2 separate regions of the Homo sapiens genome follow, and region 1 is linked to region 2. The links are chromatin loops, found by intact Hi-C in ENCODE. Cell type or tissue: HepG2. All regions are shown on one strand. Links, peaks and the distances in the headings refer to the core of each region. The heading gives the core; the rest is flanking DNA. Region 1 holds the start of C1QTNF9B (C1q and TNF related 9B). Region 2 has its middle 140 kb from the start of TNFRSF19.

Region 1 (9,770 bases), core at 986-8,985, 180 kb before region 2:
CGAGACTGGCCTTCCCTCGCTGGGTCTGCGCCGGCAGGCTGCCTAGGTGGGCCTGTCCCGGAGCTCCCCTGGGGCGGAGGCGCGGGAGGCGGGGAAGGGCCGGGCGGCGGGACAGGTGTCCCCAGCGGGAGGTCGGGAACCCGTCGGGGCCGCCCGCGGTGCAGCGGTTCGAGGCCAGGCGACGCGGGCGGGAGGGAGCTCGGCCAGAACTGCTGAGAGCCCCCAGCCGCGCTGGGACTCAGGGGCTCCCTGCCTTTAGCCACTAAGAGGCGGGGCAGGCTGCGGGGTGCCCGGGAGAAGCCAGATGCCTCTCATTTTACACGGACTAATTGGATCCTGCCGCCCGCCTGGGACCTCGGCATTGTCTTGTCCGCTGCACTGACGGGGAAACTGAGGCACGGTGTGAGTAAGGCGGGGGAGGGAGTCGCCGCCTCCGAGCAGGGGCGCGGCCGGTACCCACCCGCACACCCGGCTCCCGCGTGGCCTCTGCTCCTGCTCGGTGCACCGCGGCATCTGGGGAAACCGGGCTGGGCTCCTCTGTCCTCTAGAAGCTATTCATAAGTTTTAGATAAATGTTACTACTAAACACGAGGAAAGTGAATCCATGATTGGCATAGAACAAATGGTTGCACCGCGTTCTCCGCGTTAGATGGAGTGTGTGATTGTGAGTGAGAGGGGAATGGGCACTGAATCCTTACCTACACAAATGCCTAAACTCGTAAGGCATTACGACACACACATCTGAAAATCTAAGTGATAGGAATTCTAATGGTCTGGGATCCAAATGAGACCCAGCCACTGTTAGCAGCCTTCAGTTTTGTCCTGTTGCCCATAATTACCCCAAGGTCAGGGAGAAGCACTGAAGCAAAGGCATGAACATCACTTTGAAAAAGAAACCTGCCTGGGGCACTCCTTCCTTCAGACTCCCCTTGAAAGTATTCCCTCATTTCATTCAAAAGGAGTTAACTTTTCTAAAGTAAGTGGTGCTGGTAGAAGATGCTACCTGATTTAAGTGTTGCCGTAATTCTTGAAGCTCTTCGAAGACATCTTGGCCTTCCTCTGTTCCCTCCCCTTCCTGCTATTTTGCAGACATATCCACTGGGGAATTGTATGGCAGGAAGGCTGATTTTATTTAGCTGGTCCTTGATTCTTGGTTTGCGCAGTATCTGGGTCCAGCCTGCAGCCCTCGGGTCCAGGTAAGTTCATTAGGAAAAGATTTATTTACATTCAATTTAAGGCATCTAGGTCCTAAAACAGCACTTATATTATCTGTGGGATAATCCTGCTTATTAATTTGCAGAATAGTCAGATGTCTATAGAGTTTTGGGTAGGAAAGGGGTAAGCCGCTTTCAAAATTTATTCTCGAGGAGGCTGAAGAGGAGACAAAGGCAGGTTTTGAAATTCTGCTAGAACACTACCACTGGCTAGGAGGAGAGAGAGAAACCATTAATAAGTCATGAGAATAATGGACCTTTTTAACAGAGCTTTCTAGAGAAGCTTATAGCTTATTTTGCACAAATTTTAATGTGTACTTTTTTTTTTGATCAGGTTCACGTATTCAACTTGTATACATTTTCATATTTATGGCTGTGCTAATTTACAGTGTAGGAGAAAACCATCAATATATGTTGAAGAAGAAATCTATGAAGTGCACAATAGAGAGAGTGCATGAAAGAGAATATATTCGATGAAGGCACCCTAGAGCTATTGGACTCTTAGATCGTCAGATCTGGGAGGGTGTTCATCCTTTCCAGTGCATGCAGGAGGAAGCTGAGGCTCTGAGGTTTGGAAACCCGGGAGATACCACTCAGCTGATTTCTAGCAGGTTTGTATTAAATCTTAGTTTTGGAGAGTTAAGAATCTTGAGGAGTGATAACCCTGGCCGTTGAATTAAGGACATGATGTTCTTGGAGAAAATTAATCAGGAAGGGCACTGGGTGAACATTTATCAAGAGATTCTTTAGCAAAGGACAAATATAGGTAAAGCATAGGGAAATGAGCCAGAAATAAATGAATTAAATAAGAACCTATTTTGGGGGGACTAAAAAACAATAACTTCAAAGTTATTTGCAGTATGTGTCCCTTTGCCCCGACCAAGCCAGTATGTCTGACTCATGCGATCACAGCATTCTGCAGAATGACCTCTAGTCTCTATACATTCATACGATATGAATGTATAGAGATCTTGTCTTGATCTGTCTAAGGCAGTGACTGTTGTTCCTTTTTACATATATTACTGGGAGGGTTTTATGCTCAGTGAGTCCCCAACAGCTGTCACTCTGGCTGACTACAGTAGTCTGCAAGCCTCCTCACTTCTGATGAGCAGCCACACCTTGGGCAGTGCACGCCTTGTATTAGTCAGGATGTGGGCTCAGCTGTGTGTCAAGACCCCAAATAACAGTGGCTTATGCAAGGTAGAAGTCTATTTCTGTTTCATGTGCTCATGTCAAAGATGTGCTGGCAGGACAGGTCTGGCCTGTGGAGTCATCTGAGGCCAGGGATTTTCTGTCCCCAAACTCTGTTGCCCTCCTTCAAGGAGTCCCACATGGTTCACCATGCCATGCTCACCCCCACACAGGAAGCGGGAAAGGGCACCCCCTTACCCTTTAAGGCCGGTCATTGCACACAATTACACGCCTCACTTTTTTTTTGCTCATTCCCATGGCCCGTAATTTAGTTTCACGGTCATATCCAGGCTGCAAGGGAGGCTAGGGAGTGCAGTCTATCGTGGGGGGCTAGGAGCCCAGCCAAAATTTCTATTACTCTGGATGAAGGTGAGAAGGGGTATTGGAGATAACTAGTAACTCCACAAAAGCACTGACAAGGATCAGAGTTGATACCCAGTCACCTTCCCAAGTGATGGTCCACACACATTTGGAACCAGGATAGTATTTCTTGCATGCCTGCATTGATTCATTCAACAAATACTTGACTGAAAATAAGGCACTGAAAATAAGGAAGTAGAAAAATGCAGTCACCATCTTCATAAAGCTCTAACCCAGGTTGGTGCCTACTAAGTGATCACTAGTCTAGGTGTGGTGTACAGAGTAAGTGGGGACTGGGGAGGACAGTAATTCAGATGAGAGAGAGAGTGGGTGATTGCAGGGAAAGATGGGAGACAGAAGAGGCTCCTAGCTCTTTCCAGAAGGCACTCCTGGAAAAAGACCAGACCCAGAATTAAAAAAGTCGAGAGTGTAACTGTAGTTGAACTAATGAAACTGAGAGTCCAACCCATAACTTTGTGAGAGGCACAAATGTAATTTTTTATTTTTCAAAATAACATTAATATAATTTCTTCTATATTCCTTGTGCAAACCCTCAATGTTCTACATTAAAGAAGAGGCTAAATAGGAGGTATAAACTTTCTAAATTTTCTTATGAATAAATAGTGCTGAGCTGGGTGGTGGCCATGTCTCTAATCCTAGCTATTCAGGAGGCTGAGGCAGGAGGACCACTTAAGCCTAGGAGTTCGAGTCTGGCCTGGGCAACATCATGAGACTATATCTCTATAAACAAACAAACAAGCAAACAAATAGAACAGAAATAGTGCCACAACTTACTTTGCTGCGTATTTGGGAGAACGCATATTAGTTAATCAAAATCATTTGCTGAAGGTTGTCTACATGCTGTATAAACAAGCTAGATAGACTCTACCTACATCAAGTATGCAAAGCTAGTGAAAGAATTACAGAAGAGTAACCATTTGCTTCCAGGCTGGCGGCTTCTTCCCTGGAGAGCAAGTTGGAGTTTATCCTAACCTGACACCTTTATGATCTTCTGATCATTTTATTCCTGGAATAGTTGTACTCCACATTTTGAAAGGCTAAAATGAAAATTATAGAACCCTCAACAAAGTTTGGTTGATGGAATTTCGATTTGACTGTTTCCAGCCACTTCTGAGTTTAACAAAGGAGGCTCATGTATATTCTTCATGGAATTTGGCTCCAAGAAAACTCAACTCAATTTCCTGGAATGGAGCGGATTTGTGACTTCAAAGAGAAACATCTGCATTTCCTTTTCTAAAAATACTCCATTTGCATTAGACTGCACCCTGTGACATTTCCACCAGATGGCAATACAGTCTTTGGATGACAGAGAGTCTTGCTGGTTTTCAAAATCTAGAAATATTTGTGTAGGCACTATAAAAAAGCATTTTTTAAATGAAAAGCTCCCATAACTGCCCCGCATTCTAAAGCAACCATCTTTATTTGCACATACTCACTTTGAGTTTTTGTCAATATTCATACAGTCGTTAAGTACATTTATAATGTGCATGGCATTTTAGTCTGCTATCAAAATTCAGCACAACATATATCATTCACATATTTCTACATGACCTTCATGATTATTGCAGCAGTTACATACTATTACACATAGTAAACCTTTCCCCTATTGTTACATAGTATGTAGTATGCACTTTTTCACCTGTTATAGATAATGCTGCAGGTAATGGCACACAATTGGCACACAGTTTTGGAACATTAGGAAGAACTTTAGGGATAGGAATACAGGGTGAAAGACATAGATGTCTTTTGCTCTTTAACTTTTCCAGAAAGATGTGCAGATTTACGTGGCTATCAGCACTGTGAGAGGATCTGGGTTCTGACCAGTTGCACTAGGCCCACGTTTTTGTTTTACTTTAATTTTTTAAATCCTAAAAGTCAGGTGCAGGGGCTTTAGCCTGTAATACTAGCACTTTGGGAGACTGAGGTGGGAGCTCAGGAATTCAAGACCAGCCTGGGCAACAGAGTTAGACCCAGTCTCAAAAAAAAAAAAAAAAAAAAAGAAAGCGAGAAAGAAAACGAAAGGGAGGGAGGGAGGGAAGGAAGGAAGGAAAAAAGAAGAAAAGAAGAGAAGAGAAATTAGGGCCAGTGGCATTGGGTCATGCCTGTAATCCCAGCACTTTGGGAGGCCAAGACGGGCAGATCACCTGAGGTCAGGAGTTTGAGACCAGCCTGGCCAACATGGTGAAACCCCGTCTCTACTAAAAATACAAAAATTAGCCGGGCGTGGTGATGGCGCCTGTAATCCCAGCTACTCGAGAAGCTGAATTGCTTGAACCTGGGAGGCGGAGTTTGCAGTGAGCAGAGATGGCACTCCAGCCTGGGTCACAAGAGTGAAACTACATCTCAAAAAAAAAAAAAAAAAAAATTAGCCGGGTGTGGTGGTGCATGCCTGTAGTCCCAGCTGCTTGGGAGGTTGAGGCAGGAGGATCACTTGAGCTGGGAGGTTGAGACTACAGTGAGCTGTGATTGCATGACTGTACTTCAGCCTTGGTGATGGAGCAAGACCTTGTCTCCAAAAATTATATATATATCCTAAGACATCTCCCATGATGATACATTAATTTCATTCAACAAGTATTTGTTCAATCTGCTGTTCCAAGTTTAATATTGAGTACTGGGAAGGCAATAATGAGGAAATACAGTCAGGCGGGGAGTCAGATTCTTCATCCTACAATTATGTAAACAAGTGTCAAGCCCCTGCCATGACAAGCGCCATGTGGGAGAGTAACAGGGTGCTCCACAGCCCTGAGTGGGAGCGTTGCTGAGTCAGGAGGCCCAGCCATCCACGTTTCATCTTCCTTCCAGGCCTTGCGTTTGCTGCTCCGTTTGGAGCACTGCCCAAGCGTTGTCTTAGCTCCTGCTGCGGGGGAAACTGCATGGATAACCTGGGGTGGGGGCAGTGTCTACAGAGGAAAGGACTTGAAAATGCACTTCTCCCGAACTAGGTGATGTTTTCTGTGTGTGTGGCCCTTCTTCACAGTGGCCTCCTAGAAAAACAAGACCCTGACTCAAAGAATACCTCTCATTACAGTAAGACTGTTTGGAATGCTTTACTTTTTTAAAAATTTAATTTAATTGTTTAATGTGGTAAAAAAAATATATAACATAAAACTAACCAGCTTAACCATCTTAAGGGCACAGTTCAGTGGCATTAAGTACATTCTCTTTGTTGTGCAACCATCACCACCACCCATCTCCAGAACTCTTTTAAAATCTTCCCAAACTCTGTACCCATCAAACAACTCCCATTTCCTTCTCTCTTCACCTCTGGCAACCATCATCCTACTTTTTCTTTATATGAGTTTGACGGCTCTAGGAACCTCTTATAACTGAAGTTATCCAGGTCTGTCTGTTTGTGACTAGCTAGTTTCACTTAGCATAATGTTCTCGAGGTCCATTCATGTAACACATGTCAGAATTTCTTTTCTTTCTAAGGCTGAAGAATATTCCATTGTATGGACCTACCACATTGCATGTATCTGTTTATCCACTGAGGGACCCTTGGGTTGCTATGGAAAATAATGCAACTACGAACATGGACATCTGTTCTAGTCCTTGCTTTCAATTATTTTGTGTAGATGCACAGCAGTGGAATTGCTGGATCAGATGGTAATGCTATGTTTGCTTCACTATTTGTCATGTGCCTTTATGCATATTGTGATAAAATTTGATTTTTACAATAGTCCTGTGAGATAAGTAAGCATTGGTCTGTGGTTAAGAGAAGTGATTTCTTCAAAGTGAAATGATGAACGGAAGAGTATCCTGACCTTAAACTTGGCTTTTTTTTATTGCCCGTTCAGCTTGAAGAGTGGTTCCAATCACAAGTGTTACCTTCCAAGGACAATGTCATCCTGGTAATAACCAGCTTGCTCCCCTGCCCTGAGTCTTCTGCCAAGTCTGTCCAGGTGTGGGTCTGGGGCAGGGGACAGCTCATCCATTTCCCACTGCACAGAACGGAGGCTGTGTCCAGGGCCCCAGCAACAAAGGTTTCTCCTCTGGGTTTCTGTTTCCCTCTTTCAGTTCAGTCTGTCATCTGAACCATGAGGATCTGGTGGCTTCTGCTTGCCATTGAAATCTGCACAGGGAACATAAACTCACAGGACACCTGCAGGCAAGGGCACCCTGGAATCCCTGGGAACCCCGGTCACAATGGTCTGCCTGGAAGAGATGGACGAGACGGAGCGAAGGGTGACAAAGGCGATGCAGGTACTCACCTGACGGCTTCGGCTGCCTTTGAGCTTCTCTCTTCATTACTTTCATCTCATTCACTCATCATCTGTGTGGTTTTCCACCTACCCACTCACAACCCATCCATCCATCCACCCAGCAACATTCACTGGAGCCTGACCCCATTCATCCATCCACCCATCTGCCCAGCAACACTCACGGGGTCTGCTCCATGCCAGACTCTGTGCCAGGTGCTGGTGGAGAGCACAGGGCCAGATCGCCATGACCCCTGCCCTCCTGGGTTCTCTCATCTCTGACACCGCAGGACATTTTCAGTAGTATACAATGTCATGGATCCTCCCACCTCAGGTGACAGGTATGTTGGATTTTTGGCAACACGAGGCCAATAGAGAGATCTGATCATGAATTATTTGGCAGCAAGCACCCAGCTGCAGTGCAGGTGAGAGCTAATACCATATCATGTCATGAAGCAGGAGATGCGGAGTGACAGATGACACATACAGCTGCTGCTTATGAATCTATGACCTAGGCAGGGTCTGGGGATCTGGGGACAGAATCCATCCTCTGGGAGGGAGATTTGCCAAAGCCTGGAAGTCTGAGTGCTTTCCATAACAACAACCAATAGACTTGGTTTCTGAATGGGGTACCATTCTTGAGGCCTGGTCTTGACCATAGGGTCACATATCTAAGACTTATGCAGAATGATTCACTGGGTTAAGAGCACAGTTCAGTGGCATTAGAAAGAAAATATCAAAACTTCTATGGACCTTTTTACAAATAAGTTTGTGTTTCTAACATGTCTCACTTTATGGCATTTGGTGGCCTGATAGTTTTTTGAATGGGCTGGATGAAGCCAAGGGTCACCAGGAAGCAACTTTATTTCTTTCTAACCGGCACATCTGCTCTGTGAGGTGTCTTCTCCTGGCTCCTCACATCTCCAGCTCATTGAGACTGTTCCAGTCCCCCGGTAGCAAATAGCCCAGTCCAAATGAATACTAAAACCTTACCCTTAATGAAATCAGGTCTTCTGCCCTCACACTGTGACCACAGTGGTGTGTGTGTGTGTGTGTGTGTGTGTGTGTATGTCTGTGTCTGTGTGTATTTTATTTCTGAATGTTTAGGATTTTCATTTTTTAAATTTTTGTTATAAAATATTACACATAAAAGGAGATAAATAGGTGATACAAAATACAGAGAACTAAGACAAACACTTCTATATTCAATACCAAATTTCTCTACCTCTTCCGTGTTGAATTTCTCTCCTCTGCTCACCAATGTCCATTCTTTCAAGTTTTACATACTTCTTAGAAGCAAATGTTATATCTATTTTTTCTATGTAATTCATAAGTATTATTTGTAATATATATTCTTTCTTAGAAGGACATTCAATCACATTGCTCACACTAAAAATTTACTTCATTTTTATCTTACCATCTTAAAGTGTATTTTTGTGTATGTTTTATACCAAACATATTTTTCATATACTACCTGTGCATAATGTAGAAACATATAAATGTCTACTGATTGGGGTCTGTGTTCATGCTTTGTGAGTTGTGGTGCGTGATCATGAAAGCTCAGAGGCCACTGCTCTAGAGAATGGGAGAAACGAGAGCCAAGCAGGGGAACAAAAAGAGGGAAGGAGAGGAAGACACAGGGGAGCAGCCAGTAGAGGGGAGGGAAGGGGAGCGCAGGGAGGGGCAAATGTAGGGATAAGCCCCCTCCATTCAGAGGTCCCACGCTGACCAAGGCCCCACTCAGGAGCGCTGGTGTCCCAGGAGAACAGACATCGTGACAGAAATAAGTCTGCCTGTGTCAGTCCTGTCTCAGGACCTGCAAGCCGGCCCAGCCTGCGCCTGTCGCCCCACAGCCACGTCAGTGGGTCTGAAGTATGGGAGTCTCTGCTGCTTTGTGAGAAGCCAGAGTCTGGGGTGAGCTGTGGCCCAATGAGCACTCTACTGCCATAGCCAGAGCCACCTTCAACCCGCTGACGGATAGCACGCCGACCTGGAGCTCAGGGGGGCCTGTTCTGAGCACAAGGACTTGAGTGTAGTCAGCAGAGCCCCACTCACCTGATGTTCTCTGCCAGCTCGATTAGTAGCATTTCCCCCAGTGTAAGGCACTAGAGGGATCCCTCCAGAACTCTCTCTTCTATCTTGGGATAGTGTCACGTAACCATAGTCATCTGTGTTTTCATAGGAGCCTAGTAAATCTTCCATTCCACTCTCCTCAAGAGTAATGGAAGAGAAACAGAGTGAGGAAACCTCCTCGCACCTCCAACATTCAGACCACGTCCCAAGTCCTTGTCGCAGGAGAGGAACACAATCAATTGTGACAGTCAGTCCCCATTGCACACACTCCCTCTTCGTCCTGTCTTGCTGTGCGCTCTAGGCACGTCCTAGAGATGGGCGCTTGGGAAGTCACTCAGTTCATTTCTTAGGTCACTTATCCCACGCAGCTCAGCACCCCAGATGCCCGCTCATGCCTGCCTCTCTCCACCTGCGCTCGTGTGGAGGACAGAGTGCCCGTCAGGGCGGGGGTCACCCCCAGACTCTCCAACACATGGCTGATGGAGACCAATGGCCAGAAAAATCAGAAATGGAATTTCAACTCATGCCTGTTTTCTGCTTTTCCACCTAGGAGAACCAGGATGTCCTGGCAGCCCGGGGAAGGATGGGACGAGTGGAGAGAAGGGAGAACGAGGTTAGTAGTTCCTATTTATGGTGCTCTAATTCTGAGCTGTCGACTATTTAACAATATTACCATGGACAAGTCCTCCATGCTGATTATAATCTTATA
Region 2 (9,770 bases), core at 626-8,625:
CAATGCCCTCCAAATATAGGTGGGCCCTGTCCAATCATGTGAAGGCTTGAATAGAACAAGACCAACCTTCCCAAGCAAGAGGGGATTCTTGAGAATACTGCCTCTTGCCTTTATCTGCACCATCAGCTTCTCCTGGGTGTCCACATGCCTGCCTTCAGACCTGTACCACAGCATTGTCTTTCCCTGGGTTTTCAGCCTGCCAACCAACCCTGCAGATTTTGGACTTGCCAGCCTCCATAATTGCGTGATCCAATTTCTTTTAAATTTTTTTAAGAGATAGAGTGTTGCTATGTTTCCCAGGCTGGAATGCAGTGGCTATTCATAGGTGTGACCATAGCTCACTGCAGCCTCAAACTCCTGGGCTCAAAAATCCACCTCAGCTTCCTGAGTAGCTGTAACTACTACAGGCACACACCATTGTACCCAGCATACGAAATGAAACCTATAATTATACTTTATCCATGTTTATCTCCCCACTAAACTGTGGGCAAATTGAAGTCAGGACTTGTATCCTTTCATCTTTATTTAACTAGTGACTAATATAGTGTCTGTTGTATGATATCCAGCTGGCTGCATCTTCACCAAAGCTTCGTTGATAATTAAGAAGTTCTTGCTAAGTGATCTTTTGAAGTAAGTTTTTTTCCTGCCTCTGGTAGATATGTTTACTTCCTTCCCTCACTCACTGGGGTGACAGGCTTCAAAAGGTAATGTCTGAATGGAAGTACAATTGTTTCTGCATGCTTTTCCAACTGATAGAACATTTCCATTTTGTTAGGAAATTGTAAATTTCTGAATGTACTTAGCACATATGAATCCTCATAATTCTTATTTCCCTTTCTTTTCTTATTAATGTCCACATTACCACTTTTAATTTAGTCTTTATATCTTCAGAGATAGATGAAATACTGTCATATTGAGAAAATTGGAAGGTAAATTGCTTTTCTCTGGCTATACAAGGTAGCTCTGTCAATCTGTCTTCTTCAGGGTTTTTAGAAACATGAACATTTTATTTGTTTACTCTCTTAACTGCAGTGATAGAATGCAAATTTCAACTAGCTTGAGTAAAACAGTGAATTTCTTAGAAGGATACTGTGAGGATGTCTCATAGCACACAAGGACTGCCAACAGCAGTTAGGATGCTTTGCGTGCAAATAAAATAAAGCTTGAAATCAAACAGGTTAAAGCAAGATGAAAATAACCACAATACATTGCTATGCCCCTGTTTTTTTTCAGCTGTTTATTACATGCTGTTTTGTAACCTGCTATTTTGCTTTAAAATCCCATGATTTTCCTCCAATCATAAGTATTTTTCTACATCAGTTTTTATGGCTAGATGGTATTCTGCTCAGTGTTCTTGAAGGTCTTTGGGAGAGTTCAGTAAGTAGCACCCATCTTCCCCACCCAAATCGAGAAATAGCAGGTGGAGAACCAAAATATCACCCTTATTTCTAATGAAGGCAGAATCGGAAGGCATAGCTTGCAGCAAGAGACGAAGTGGGCTTGTGGAATCTGTTCTTTGTTAGACTGTTGAGAAGTGGGATAAACCCACCTAAAGGAAAGCTTAGCCCTGTGGGGCCAGACAGCTCACCAGTCCCCACCTAACACTGGCCTTGGCCAGAGGAATGAAGACAGGGAGCAACTTGTCCAAGCAGAGGACCTTTGACCATCTCCACCCAATGTGTGTGACCTACCAACTGAGGTAAAGCTGGCCCCTGCTCTGGGAAGAAGGAAGGGAAGGGAAAAGAAGCCAGGAGGATTTTGGAAAATCCCACAAAGCAGAGGCAAGAGAAGAGGTTCTTGCTCCCCTGTGCAGTGTGAAGGTCCCAGTACTCAGTTCACCAGGCCTCTATTGCACGTTATGTTAGTTTCCAAACAACATTGAAGCTAAACATCTTTGTAATTAATCTTTGTGTACATTTGTGAAAATTTCCTTAAGATAAATCCCTACAAGTAGAATTTCTGAGCCAAATGATATTAACAGGTTTAAAACTTTTGACTCACTTGGCCATATTTCCCTCTACAAAGTTTTATCAGTTTATATTGCCACAAGTAGTACAGTGTATGAGAACATGTTTTCTTAACACATACCCACTCTGCCTATTCAGTCCTTCCTTTTTGATCTTTGTGAATTTGATGGGCAAAACATCTGTGCCACAGTGTTATTTCAATTTTGAGCAGTCTTAATGGAGGAGTTGTTTTGGGGAACCAAGGTATAGAACATGTGAAAGAAACTATCTGAAGAGACTGAGCAATGTCTTCAAAGGCCTGTAGCCCTGCAGCTGCCCCTAGTACTTTCACTTTTGTGAATAATTTTATTTTCCAACCATGGAAGCATCATCGTGAGGTTGAAAGAGGATCATTCTTGGAAAATACAATTACTTAACAGTTATGTGACCTGGGACAAGTTGAGCCTAAATGTCCTCATCATAAAATGGAACTAAGTAACCCTCATAAGAATGACGTAGTGTATGGACACTGTTTGGCCCAGAGTGGGCAGTGAAAAAATTGTGGCCATTCTGGAATAATCTTATAGTCTCTATGGTGGGGAGATCTGAAAGCCGTTTTCTTTCCCCTTCCCATTTTGTGTATGTATCTGCCTCCACTGATCTGCACAGGGAAGGGAAGTGGTTGGTAACTCTCTGGGCACTCAGGATCTCTACACTTGGTAGTTGCCCAGCAGCCCATCACTGTGTCTTTCACCCCTAGGGCTCACAGTGACATTTTCTGGCCCCATCAGGGTGTGCTGCACACCTGTGTGGAGTCTTTGCCAGGTGAGCTCTCCCCATCCCATCCCTGCCTTCATCAATAAAAGGCTGAGTCAGGGAAAGGGAGTACCCAGCTCTCCTCCCCACCTGTTTGTTTGACTTTGGTTCCCACCTACAACTCGCCCTTGTCTTTAAACACCATAGAAAAGGTCTTGAATTCCCCCTCCAGTGGCCCACGGGTGTCCTGTACTGGCAGCACACACAACACTTCCAGACAGGAGAAGATCTGGCAGTTGTGAATTTTTCTTTTTCATCTTTTCTTTTCCCAGACTTGCTGCTGCTGCCACCACTAGCACTGATGCCAATACAACCACCTCTGCTGTCACCCTCAATGCACTGGCCCACCCTATAAGGCCCCTATCATCTGGCTGCCACAGGCATCCTCTTACCACTACAGTCAAGCTGCAGTCTCTGTCACCACCACCAACTGCAGCAAGGTGAGCCGCAGAGCCATGCCATCTGCAGGCTCCAGCCTCCAGTGTACCACATGTGGCTCCTCCTTCTCCTCTAGCCAGGCATGGAGCAGCTGGGCAGGCAAAGCCAGAAAAACCTAGAACAGGATGGAGGAGGTGGTAGAGTTAGAGCCTCACCTTGTCATGCCCGCCACTGGCCAGTTTCAGTGAAGGCACTCGCACCCTCCCTCCAAAGTCCAGCCTCTCCTTTTGGTCTAAGCGGCCAGGAACTGGGGCCTGGGGTGGGGACTGGAGACATGGCAGTGCCCGGCTCCCCACTCCACAGGAACCCCGGGGGACAGGGGATACCTTCCTCGGAGGGTGGGAGCAGCAGAAACTGAGACCCAGCCAACCCTCTCCACCCAAGTGCCCGTTCCCAATGCCTCAGCCTACAGGGCCCTCTCTCCCCATGGTATCTGCTACTCCGTGCCCAGGGGTCCCAGGTGGTCTCCACAACACAGAGTGAGAGGGCTCAGGCCAGGGAACCACGGTGGTGTGGGGGCCCTGCTGTGTTCAGGATTCCTGAGGAAATGCTGTGCGCCTGCGGAGCTCCACCAGGAGCAGGACGTTGTCGCCCTCTAGAGTCTGGAGTCCAGGAAGAGGAGAACAGCCCCTTCTTTGGAGGCCACCACTATTCGCTGCCACCTCTGCTGCCCACAGCCACCAGCAGTGCAGCCCCTGATAGGGCCCCCGACCCATCCCTGCCACAGGCATTCCAGCACATCGTAGGGCTTCAAACCGTGCCCTCCCTGGCACAGGCAGTGCAGTCCCAGATAGCACCCCCAACTTGCTACCCTCCATGGCCCCGTATAGTGCCCCCAGCCAGCCCTGAGCTGCCTGATAACGAATGCCCCACACCCCTGTCAGTGCCCCCAAACTGCCCCCCCCCACCCCCGCCAGTATTCTAGCCTCGGATAGCTCACCCAACCCAACCCATCACCCTGCCGCCAGCAGTCCACAATAGCGGACATAACCCGCCTCCTGGCTCGGGCAGTGTAGCCTCTGGCAGTGTAACCACCCCCCGCCACCGCCATACCGCAGCTGGCCCCACCGCCTGCAATGCAAACCCGGATAGCACCCCAAACCAGCCCCCCTTACCATGCACAGTGCAGCCATGGGCAGTGCAGCCCTAACAGCACACCCAACCGCAGTCTGCGGTTGCCCCAGAGAGCATACCTACCCTGCAGCAACTTTTCTACCACTCTGGCCGATCTGCAGTTTCCATCACCACCACCTACCACAGTGAGGCGAGCAGCACTGGTGCAGGCTTCAGCCTCCAGAGTGTGGCAGATGGCTCCCTCTTCGTGTTCTCTAAGCCCGGCACAGAGAATGTAGTCCCACAGGCACAGAAGAGCCTGGAATGGCTTGAGGCCTCCTCAGCATACCTTATATACTGAGGTTATGGGAATGTGGTTCCTGGTCTCCAAATTTGGATTGGATGAGAGTAAACCTCTAGACCTACTCTGATTGGACTTTATTTTCATGATCTAATTGGTTGTCCTCAGGCTTGCTCTCATCCAATCAGAACATGTAGTCCAGAAACCTCATTTGCATAACATCTGTATATAAATGATGCTGAAATCAGCCCATTTAAGGCTCTTCTGTGTCTTCCTGACCAGCTGCTCTGTTCCCAGCTTAGAGGACCAGAGGGAGAAGCCACCTGCTACACGCTGGATGCTGCAGCCTGTGCCACTGTGGCTCACATCGCTGTGGTTGGTGGCAGCAACGGAGACTGCAGCCAGCTGGAGTGGTAGGAGGAAGGAAATAGTTTTGGGGTAGATGGAGGAGTAAAGAGGGTGGTGAGTGCCAAAGGGAAAAGTGGATGGCGGGGCGAGCAGAAGAAGGAGTTGCAAAAAGATGGTGGGGAAAAGATGGTGGAAAAAAGTGGGTAGATGGAGGCGGAAAAACAGGGAGACAAACAGGAGGGGGAGAAGGTTTGCAAAGATGGTGGGGAAAAACACTGTGGGAAGAAAAGAAAGGCAGTGGGGAAAAACATTGTGGGTAGATGGAGGGCAAGAAAGAGGGTGGCAAGTGGGAGGAGAAGAGAGGGTGCTGAGAGGGAGGGGGAAGAGAGGGTGGTGAGCAGGAGGGAGAGAAGGTTTTGCAAAAAGATGATATGGAGAAAAGACAGTGGGGAGAAAAGTTTTTGGGTAGATAGAGGGGGAAAAGAGGATGGCAAGCAGGAGAAGAAAAAAGAGGTTGGCAAGCTGGAGGGAGACAAGGTTTTGCAAAAAGATGGTGGGCAGGAAAAGAAAGACCGTGGAGAAAGAAAAGATGGTGAGGAAAAAGTTTTTGGGCAGATGGACAGGGAAAAGAGGGTGACAAGCAGGTTAGGGGAAAGAAGATGGCGAGTGGGAAGTCAGGGTTGGGGGGAGGCTTTGTAAAAAGATGGGAAAAATTGGGTGGGTAGATGGAGAGGAAAAGAGGATGGTGAGCAGGAGTTGGGAGAAGGCTTTGCAAAAAGACAGTGGGGAAATGTTTTTGAATAGATGGAGAAGGGAAAGAGGGTGGCAAGGAGAGGGGGAAAGACGTGGGGAAAACAGTGTTTGGGAAGATGGAGGGGGAAAAGAGGGTGGTGAGAAGCAGGAGTCGGGAGAAGGCTTTGGGAAAAGATGGGGGAAATGTTTTTGGGTAGATGGAGGAGCAAAAGAGGGTGATGAGAGCAGGAGAGAGAAAAACAAGGTTGCCCAGAAGAGTGGGAAATGATGGTGGGGAAAAACGTGGGGAAAAGTTTTTGGGTAGATGGATGGGGAAAAAGTATGGTGAATGGGGGAGTAGAGAAGGCTTTGCAAAAAGACGGTGGGGAAAAAGTTTTGGGGTACATGAAGAAAAAGGCTGATGACAAGGAGAGAACTGAAGGCTGTCAGAAAAAGAAAGTGGGGAAATAATGGTGGGGGACAAAGGTTTTGGGTAGATCTTTTTCTGATTTTTAAATCGGGTTATATGTATTTTTGCTTTTGAGTAGTTTGTGTTCTTTATCTATTGTGTGTATTAACCCCTTGCCTGATGCATAGCTTGCAAATACTTTCTTCCATTCTCTAGATTGTTTCTTCATTCTACTGATTGCTTCCTCTGCTTTGCAGAAGCTTCTAAGTTTAATGCAATTCCATTTGTCTATTTTTGCTTTTGTTGCTTGTGCTTTTGATGTCTATTTAAAAATTCCTTGTCCTAATCAATTTCATGAAGCATTTATCTTATTTTTTATTTTCTAGTAGTCTCATAGTTTCAGGGCCTACACTGAAATTATCTTTATTTTGAGTTGATTTTTGTATATGGTAAGATAACAGTCTAGATTGATTCTTGTACATGTGGGTGTTGGGTTTTCCTAGCACAGTTTATTGAAGAGATTGTCCTTCCCAAATGTGTGTTCCTGGTGCCTTTGTTAAAAATGAGTTGACTGTAAATGTGTGAATTTATTTTTGAGTTCTCTATTCTGTTGTCTGTCTGTCATTTGTCTATGTCTGTCTGTTGCTCCCTCACTCTTTTTTTTTTTTTTTTTTTTTTTTTTTTTTTTTGCAGTACCATGCTGTTTTGGTTACTATACATTTGTAGTATATTTTGAAATCAGGTAGTGTGATGCCTCCAGCTTTTTTCTTTTTATTCAAGATTCTTTTATCTCTCTGAGGTATGTTGCATTTCTGTGTGAATTTTAGGTTTTTTTTCTATTTCTGTGAAGAATGTCTTTTGTAATTTAACATGGGTTGCATTGATCCTGTAGATCACACTGGGTGATATAGGTATTTTAACAATATTCTTCTAGTGCATGAACATGGGATATCTTTCCATTTACTTGTGTCTGCTTTAATATCTTTCATCTATGTTTTATGGTTTTCATTGTGGGATCTTTCACCTTTTTGGTTGTTTGTCCCTAGGTATCATTTTTTTGTAATGAAATAGCTTTCTTGATTTCTTTCATAGGTATTTCACTGTTGGTGCATGGGTGTGCTACTCATTTTTGTATGTTGATATTGTATCTTGCAACTTTACTAAATTTATCTAGTAGGTTTTTTGGTGGAATTTTTAGGGTTCTTTATATATGATCATATCAGCTGCAAACAGAGACAATTTGACTTCCTTTTCTTCCAATTTGGATGCCTTTTATTGCATTTTCCTGTCTAATTGCTGTAGCTAGGACTTCCAGTACTATGATGAATAAAAGTGGCAAAAGTAACCACACTTATTCCGGATCTTAGAGGAAGAGCTTTTAACCTTTCTGCATTGATCATGATGTTAGCTGTGGGTTTATCATATATGGCCTTTATTATGCTGAGATATGTTCCTTCTTGCACATTTTGTTGAGTTTTTATCATAAAGGTATGTTGAATTTTATTGTTTTCATCATCTACTGAAATGATTGTATGTGTTTTTTTTTAAATGGAGTCTCACTTTGTTGCCCAGGCTGGAGTGCAGTGGTGCTATCTTAGCTCATTGCAGCCTCCACCCCCAACCCCACCCCCTCAGGTTCAAGCGATTCTCCTTCCTCAGCCTCCCAAGTAGCTGGGATTACACCGCCATCATGGTGGCCTGGCTTCTTTTTGTGTTTTGGGGATGCAGGGTTTCACCATGTTGGCCAGGCTGGTTTCAAACTCCTGATGTCCAGTGATCCATCCACCTCAGCCTCCCAAAGTGCTGGGATTACAGGTGTGAGCCACCATGCCTGGCCTTCTTTTTTTTTTTTTTTTTTTTTTTTTTTTAAGACAAGGTCTTCCTCTGTAACCTAAACTGGAATAAAGTGGTGAAATCATACCTCACTGAAGCCTCGAATTCCTTGGCTCAACTTTTCCTCCCATCTCAGCCTTCTGAGTAGATAGAACTACATTTGTGAGTCATCAAACCTGGCTAATATTTTATTTTTTTGTTAGAGACAGGTCTTGCTATATTGTCCAGGCTGGTCTCGAACTCCTGGGCCCAAGCAATCCTTCTAGCTCAGCCTCCAAGGTGCCTGGGATTTCAGGCCTAAGCCACCACACCTGACTAGATTTGTTTCACTTTGACGTCTTTGCTAAGTCTATGGCTATAAATAAAATGACTATTCAATTATGACTAATGAGAGGCATGGGGAAAGCCAAGCCAGAGGGGGACTATCAAATTTTGTTTTTTCTATATATATTCAAATTATGATGGTATACATACATTGGAGTATATTTATGCTTTCCTGTAACAGTCTTGTAGGACCCTAAATGACCTGAATTTATCTTCGTAGATTGATTGGGAAAGGAGGAATTATTGAGAGACAGGAAATTGTGAAACAAGAAATTATTCTAATTCTAGCACTAAGATACCCAGAATGGCTTCTCATTACTAAGAATGGTAGAAAAACTCACCCATATTCCCTTCAGTCGAAATGATGCAGTTTTATTGGCATAATCACTACTAAACATCAATAGGTTTTGTAACTTTGGATTTGGCACTATTTTTCCATTCAGTGAGCATTTATTGACTGCTGTGCACCAGGAAAAGTCAGAGCTCTGCCTTTGCTGTGGATGAATGAAAATAACCTCTTTCATGTCTGCACTGTCTGTTAATGTGTATGAATATATGTGTCTGTGTGTGTGTTTCTGTCTTTTTACATGAAAGGGACTGGCAGCTTTAGACCTATTGCTGTTGTGAATCTTCATGAACCTATATTTTGCCTCTCTGCAGTGGACCCATCATTACTAATTTCATCCTTTTGCAACAACTGTTTGCATTTAGATAATTGTCAGCACTTAGCTACCAAGGTTACAGAAAATGTCAAGATTCAGAAGAAGATATACAAATTTTTTTTGTAAGGCCATGAATTAAAGCAGTAACACTTGTCTAGACCATTAAACAAGGAGATACATTTGTATGTAGAAAGTGACTGCCCTTGTGTCATTAGAGTCTCATGAACCTGTGACTATTACATTCATAAAAAAGTGCACTGTCTTAATTCAGTTGGTAGTTCTCATCATGTTTCAGGGATTTTAGTTGTGATGATTGAAATAGTTGCCTTTGGGTAGTTTGTATTCCTGTTTCATCAGAGATTGGCTGAGACTTGTCTTTTCTGTTTACATTTCTCTTGGACTTGTTTCATCTGCTCTTGTTTGCCATGGAAACCTGTCTGTAAATCATATATATACATATATATACACAAATACATGCATATACATATATACACACATGTATATACGTATACACACATATGTATATAGATATATACACATACACACATATGTATATAGATATATACACACATATACACATATATGTATATACATATATACACATATGTATATATACACATGCATGTGTATATATACACACTGCATGTATATACACACATGCATGTATATACACATACGTGTGTGTATATACACATACACGTGTATGTGTATATACACAAGTGTATGTATATACATATATACACACGTGTATGTGTATACACACATGTATGTATATACGCTCACACATGTATATACATATGTACATATGTACGTGCATATACACACATGTATGTATATGCATATATACACACATGTATGTATATACATATATACACACGTATGTATATACATATATACATATATATGTC

The links. Hi-C counts contacts between places; a loop is a spot of excess contacts. Peaks named below come from ENCODE experiments on the same cell type or tissue, not always from the same donor. Only the 100,000 strongest peaks of a DNase experiment are listed, where the experiment ranks them.
Region 1: a loop joins it to region 2, with 21 times the contacts of the local background. A loop is called at or near these places in 4 of 110 quality-filtered maps.

What each region holds. Positions count from the first base shown.
Region 1 is chr13:23,894,043-23,903,812 of GRCh38, reverse strand. C1QTNF9B (C1q and TNF related 9B) reads left to right here and starts at 6,311. Exons shown (of 5, transcript NM_001007537.3): 1 at 6,311-6,395; 2 at 6,587-6,691; 3 at 6,807-6,992; 4 at 9,612-9,674. The coding sequence starts at 6,827. RefSeq lists an enhancer at 1-353. In HepG2, for the core only: a CTCF peak has its summit at 4,092 (motif pointing right); a DNase peak (open chromatin) is centred at 4,042; H3K27me3 peaks cover 591 bases.
Region 2 is chr13:23,710,002-23,719,771 of GRCh38, reverse strand. No RefSeq gene overlaps it. Among named protein-coding and RNA genes, the nearest start is that of TNFRSF19, 140 kb to the right of the region's middle. In HepG2, for the core only: CTCF peaks have their summits at 3,786 (motif pointing left) and 4,479; DNase peaks (open chromatin) are centred at 3,771 and 4,491; H3K4me3 peaks cover 528 bases.